Linked DNA regions of Homo sapiens: region 2 is linked to region 1. The links are chromatin contacts, found by Hi-C or POLR2A ChIA-PET in ENCODE. All regions are on one chromosome and are shown on one strand. Each heading gives the region's core, a stretch centred on a gene start or an enhancer-like site at or near the end of the contact. The rest is flanking DNA. Distances are from core to core; before and after follow the strand shown. Region 1 overlaps HEATR5B (HEAT repeat containing 5B). Region 2 overlaps STRN (striatin).

Region 1 (3,162 bases), core at 479-2,978:
TCACCTCACCTTATAAATTGTTAATTGAATTTTTAACCTAGAAATTAAATTATTAAAAACTACTGAAACTACTTAACTGTCATGCTCATTCACACAGCAATATCGAACAATTTTCAGTAAAAAAACGTAATATGTTTTTTATTCAACAACAGGTTTTCTTTTTACTTGGCACTTAACCAATTATCCCATTAAGAAAAAAATGTTTAAGAAGATTTCAGTGAATCCTAATGTAAAATTGCTTTATAAATGCTTTTTTGTTTCTTGTTTTTTTGTTTTTTGTTTGAGACAGAGTTTCACTCTTGTTGCCCAGGCTGGAGTGCAGTGGCGCAATCTCGGTTCACCGCAACCTCCGCCTCCTGGGTTCAAGCGATTCTCCTGCCTCAGCCTCCCAAGTAGCTGGGATTATGGGCATGCGCCACCACGCCCGGGTAATTTTGTATTTTTAGTAGAGGTGGGGTTTCTCCATGTTGGTCAGGCTGGTCTCGAACTCCTGACCTCAGGTGATCCACCCACCTCGGCTGGGTGCTGAGATTACAGGTATGAGCCACTGCACCCAGCTATAGATGCTTTTTTAACATTTAAGAATTTATACATGGTAATGAAGCTTTTAGTGATCTTATGTTTTCTGGGAGTGAAAAGGAACACAATAAGGTGTAATTATCGGATTCATCAGTAGATCTGGTAAGTGAAAATGTGAAAAACTTCCAAAACAATGACTTTACCCCTATGTAAATTAAAAGCAGTTGTTTACTATGATACCCATTGTGCCTCTATAACTTGCCATTTAAAAACTTTGTATGCATGAAAAATTATTTGGCTACCATTTAATGAAAAACAATTTTATAATGTTTGTAAATTTATTTTCTTAATGTATTATTTTAAAAGTCCTAGAAATAAAAACTTAATATCTTCATAATCAACCTGATGGCATGGGAATTCCTTCTTTCACACATAGCTAATTTGAATATTAACCTAATTGCAAAACTACAACCTTATGTTGAGTTTGGCTGTTTAACTTGGAAACCATTTTGAAGTCTACTTTAAGGTATTAATAAATACATGTTAAGGTAATCTGTAAAAACATAAATAGAGAAGAAATATGGGATCAAACAACATAAAGTGTTTTATAAGTGAAAAAACATGTTTTTATTTTGTGCATTTCAGGTGTGAGTATACAGTTTCTTTGTTCCCCTAGACCTGAGGAGCCCATTGAACATGTTACAGCATGCCTGCAGGCCTTACATACCTTGCTAGACTCCCCTTATGCTCGAGTCCATATTGCAGAAGATCAGGTACAGTGTATTGCTATGATAGATACTTGTGTGGTTTTTTTTTGAGTATTGCTTTACAATGGAAAAAAGGATGGATTTTTTTTCTGTATTGGATCCTATTTTAACATGATATGAATACACTGACTCCCTGTATTTATTCACCCAGTTACTTTTACTCTGTGCCTGGTCTGCCTCAAACGTGGTTTGAGGTTATAGATAGTGAAAGCAGTTTCACTGTGCCTGAATTAGGAGATAGGTACAGTGTGGTAAGTGCTATTTTAGTGCATGTAAAGCTGCAATTAGAATAGAGAGGAGGAGCCCGATGTTGTGATAGGAAAGCAAAGGATGGTTTCTCAGAGTGGGCAATGGTTGAATCAAATCTTCAAGAGGAATTAGTGAGGCAACACATGCGGGACGGGTTTTCCTCTCAGAAAGAATAGCAAATACGAACACTAGGAGGCATGAGAGAACACGGCAAGTTCAAGGGCATAGCCATTTACTATGGCCGATATGAATGGAACATGAGGTTGTTAGATGAGGCTGGACAACAAGGTGAAGACCAAATCATGAAGGTTTCTTGATGACATGTAAAAGAGTTTGAACCCTATCCTGAAAGTGATAGGGAATCATTAAAAATGTTTAAGTAGAGGAATGATGTAACTAACTTTATATTTCAGAAGGATCATTCTGTCAGCCCGTAGAGGTAGGTTGGTTTGTAAGAGATGGGAAGGGAGACAGGGAGGCCAGTTCTGAGGCTTTTTTCATAATTCCAGAGAAATGATAACACTAGCCTAGGAAGGCTGAATAAAGGAAGAAGAAAGAGGACCAAGATTGGAAGCTTGAGGATAAATAGCATTTAAAAATTGAGAAGAAGGAAATAAATCAACAGTGGAAACTGCTAGAGAAGTTTCAGGAGAACCAAAAGAGAACAGAGTTATCAAAGACAAGGGAGGAGTTTCAAGAAGGGTAGACAGAGTCTCAAAAGAAAGAATCGAGTAAATAAGCACAGAAATGAGTCTAGAGGAGGCTATTGGTGACCTCCCGCAGAGGATTGTTTGAGGTGACCAGTAGCCAGATAGTAGAAGATTGAGGAGTGAATAAGAGAGTAAAGGAAGTGGAAGCATCTAGGCTGGGAAAGGAAGGAGCCAGATACATAGAGGAGGACATAGGGTAGATAAAAGGATCTGGAGGCTTTGGGAATAGTGCAGGGGGGACATGTGATAAGAAAGACTTGAGCATTGTCATTATACTGACAAGAGTAGCCTAACTAGAGAGAGAAGTTGAAAACATACGAGATATGATCAGAGTCCTTGAAGAATCCCTAGGAAGTCAAATAGGTTAGGATAGGAGCACATAAGGAAAGATTAACCTCAGATTAAGCCTCACATAAGAGGCTGAACACATGATCTTAAGGAAAGAGGTAAAGGTGGCTTTGGTTGCAGTTAAGTCTTTTCCCCCTCTTTGAAATTTCATTTAGGTTCATTGGATGGATTTGGTATGGAAGATTGTGAGTAAGAAGCTTAAAGTGGGTGGCAAAAGTTTGTAGTAGTTGCTGAAGTGAATAGAAGAGGAACTCACCAGAGATTTCTACAATCTGTGGTAGGCAGAGGTTGTAGAAATTCTTGGATATTCAGCTCAGGTTAGAAATTATAAATTTTAGCAGCACTGGACTCTACAATACTATTTAGCTCAATTATTTCCTTCCAATAGGAGAATGATCATCTCTGAATATAAAGCACATTTAAATATGTAAATAATAAATCATTTGTTGCTTGAAAATACATAGGAGTAAAATGTGACCATTTCTCAAGATTTTTACAATGTTCTTATTTGTTACGTAGTCCTATATTTTAATTTTAGCTACCTGATTTCTTTTTTTACATAGGTATTT
Region 2 (3,251 bases), core at 322-2,821, 120 kb after region 1:
TGAAATCTCCGCCTTCTGGATTCAAGCAGTTCCCTGCCTCAGCCTCCAGAGTAGCTGGGATTACAGGCGCCTGCCACCACGCCCGGCTATTTTTTGTATTTTAGTAGAGACAGGGTTTCACCATGTTGGTCAGGCTGGTCTTGAACTGCTGGCCTCAAATGATCTGCCTGCCTTGGCCTCCCAAAGCGCTGGGATTACAGGTATGAGCCACTAGGCCTGTCCCATTTGTTGAATCTTTTAATGACTCTTCTTGTTGAGGTGTTAAAGTAAGTTACTTAAGTAAGGCTGTCTGTCTATCCCTGATGTGAAATTCGAAATCTGAAATGCTCCAAATTCTGAAACTTTTTGAGCACTGCCATGATATTTAAAGAAAATACGCATTGGAGCATTTTGGATTTTGGATTTTTGGATTGGGGGGTGCTGAACCAGTATAGTACAAATATTCCAAAATCCAAAATAATTTGAAATCCGAAATACTTCTAGTCCCAAGCATTTCGGGTAAGGGATAGTCACCTGTAGTGTATTATTTTGCTTTTATGTTGGAGCTTCCTATGAGAGGAAGAAACTGATTATACTTCTAAGTCCAGCTGACTTCTTCTTGCCCTTAGTGTTCAGTTGAAAATTACTTTCTAGAATGATTGGTAGGTTCATTTGCCCAAGAATCATTAAAAAATAGTTTTCTGGGCCAGGCGCAGTGGCTCACGCCTGTAATCCCAGCACTTTGGGAGGCCGAGGCGGGTGGATCACCTGAGGTCAGGAGTTTGAGACTAGCCTGGCTAACCTGGTGAAACCCCATCTCTACTAAAAATATGAAAATTAGCTGGGCATTGGGGCGGGTGCCTGAAATCCCAGCTACTCGGGAGGCTGAGGTAGGAGAATCACTTGAACCTGGGAGGCAGAGGTTGCAGTGAGCCAAGATGACGCCATTGCACTCCAGCCTGGGCGACAGAGCGAGACTCTGTCTCAAAAAAAAAAAAAAAAAAAAAAAAGTTTTCTGGTGCAGTGATAATATTGACAATAGTAACTTTATAACCATAGCACACAATAAATTTTTCATATGCCTTTACTTTTGCTTAAACCATGTAAATTTGCCATTACCTTCAGGGACTCTGTCATGGTACCAATGACACTTCTTTTCCTTTTTTTGTAGTAAATAAAAGATACTTATTTAGTCATTGAAGAATACAGTGGGTACCTAGTGACTGGCTTTTCTTTCAAGAAAACAAGTCTGGAAACCAAGGAGATGTTAAAGTGAAACAGGCCTTTATTCTGTCTTATTCCCTACTGAGCTTGTGTATCAAGTTACTCATATTTTAGGCAAGTCCACCAACATAGCTGCATCTACTGTGCCACACTGAGGTCTTTCTCTGAGGAATCACACATCTGCATAGATATAGTTGGTCATTTTAATTGTGAATCATATTGCAAGGGTACCGGAGATTGGTTTTTCTCCGAGGACAGCTGCACTGTTCCTTGTGTAACTTCCTTTACTTTAACGTGTGAGTCATAGCTCAGTGTATTATATGATACATGTGTGTACATTTTACCTAGCCTATTATATGAGTCACATGCTTGACTGTTCTCACAACTGAGTTGTCTCCTTCTTTAGTAGTGTGCTGGATAGTTCTGTTAGTGAGCATGAGTAAATGGAATCTTTCGGTTTCCTGGAGGTTTCTTTACCAGTAGTTTGACCTGTATGTTTTAGGATTTTATAATTCAGATTCAAAGGGTTCACTTTTAACAAATTAACAAAACTAGGTTGCAAATCTTGTCTAATTGAGTGAACATTTAAACGATTTTAAGGGTTCTCTCCATCTGTCTTCTACTCTACTCCCCCCCACCCCCCCCAAAAAAAAGAAGAATATGCTTAGGTTGAGAATCTGGTTAGATTCTGGCAAGCAAAAAGATTTTACCATACATCTTCCATGATTGCTATTGTTTTTATGAGTCTAGTAAGATTATAAGGCTACATTTTAACTTCAAAAACCTGAAGACATTTGGGGACCCAAAAGCCATCTAGTTTAATTTATTATTAAGACCTGATTGATGAAAATTAACATTTTTAATTGTTATGTCTTTCTGGGAAAATAAAGAATGTTTCTCCTATTGATAGATTATAGTTAAGTATATAAAAATGTTGTTTAAAATGATTTTTAATAGTATTATATTCAGAGGCCCAGGAAACAGTTTTCTAAACTGGATTGAAACTCAAATTATTAAAAACAGATTTCTGTTTATTATGATTCACTTTGGTTTACTCGGATCATTCATTCAACAAATATTGATCAAGTGCTTTCTATTTGCTGGGTTTTCTAGGTGAAGATACTTATTCTTCTGGTGCTTACATTCAACTAAGAGGATATAGTATGTCAGAAGGTGATAAATGCTATGGAAAGTAGAAAAAGTACAGAGTAAGGGAGATAGAGAGAGCTGGGGTCAGTGTGGGGTAGAGAAGGCAGGTTACAATTCAAAATAGAGTGGTTAGCTGGGTGCAGTGGCTCATGCCTGTAATCCCAGCACTTTGGGAGGCTGAGGTGGGAAGATTGCTTGAGCCCAGGAGTTTGAGACCAGCCTGGGCAACATAGTGAGACCTCATCTCTACAAAAAATTTTTTAAAAATTAGCCGGGCATGGTGGTACACACCTGTTGTCCCAGCTACTTGCAGGGCAGAGGTGGGAGGATCGCTTCAGCCCAGGAGGTCAAGGCTGCAGTGAGTTGAGATTGTGACAGTGCACCCCAGCTGGTTTGATAGAATGAGATTCTGCCTCAAAAATAAATGGATAAGTAAATAAATGCACACACACACACACACACACACACACACACATATAAATTAAAAACCCATGAAATATAGTGGCCATGATAAGCCCCATTGAGAAGATAACAATTGAGTAAAAGACGTGATGAGGGAATTGGCCATCTGGGGAAGAAGTGTTCAGGAAGAAGAAAGCCAGTGCAAATGCCTTAAGATAGTAGCAGCATCCCTGGCATGCCTGAGAAATTTAAGGGAGCCAGAGTGGCTAGAGCAGAGTGATTCTAGGGAGAATGTAGTAAGAAATGACCAGATCATGTTGAGCCATGTAGACCAGTGGTGAGATGGGGAGCCATGGGAGGGATTTGAGCAAGAAGGGTGACACGATCTTTTATTTTAAACCATCTTTGGCTGCTACATTGAGAATAGACTACACAGGGAAACCAGTGTTGATAATAGACATGGGGAAGGGGGAACAATTATTGCAGTAATCCTAGCA

Evidence for each region. Hi-C counts contacts between places; a loop is a spot of excess contacts on that map. ChIA-PET counts read pairs that join two places held with the same protein, here RNA polymerase II (POLR2A). Pooled maps may share reads with other maps.
Region 2: a map of CD4-positive, alpha-beta memory T cell shows a loop between it and region 1 (2.6-fold over the local background). The contact joins two enhancer-like sites. A Hi-C loop is called at or near these places in 6 of 168 maps with a recorded cell type or tissue (CD4-positive, alpha-beta memory T cell, Caco-2, MCF 10A and 3 more) and 6 of 50 pooled maps. POLR2A ChIA-PET finds 5 or more read pairs at or near these places in 3 of 52 experiments (H1, OCI-LY7 and Panc1).

The regions. Positions count from the first base shown.
Region 1 is chr2:37,003,762-37,006,923 of GRCh38, reverse strand. HEATR5B (HEAT repeat containing 5B) reads left to right here. Exons shown (of 36, transcript NM_019024.3): 30 at 1,165-1,292. Among named protein-coding and RNA genes, the nearest start is that of STRN, 39 kb to the right of the region's middle. Within about 2 kb of position 1,728, at least 2 of the 41 ENCODE cell types and tissues checked have a DNase peak (open chromatin) inside an H3K27ac peak, as active enhancers do.
Region 2 is chr2:36,888,216-36,891,466 of GRCh38, reverse strand. The region is part of intron 7 of STRN (striatin); the gene reads left to right. Among named protein-coding and RNA genes, the nearest start is that of STRN, 77 kb to the left of the region's middle. Within about 2 kb of position 1,571, at least 7 of the 41 ENCODE cell types and tissues checked have a DNase peak (open chromatin) inside an H3K27ac peak, as active enhancers do.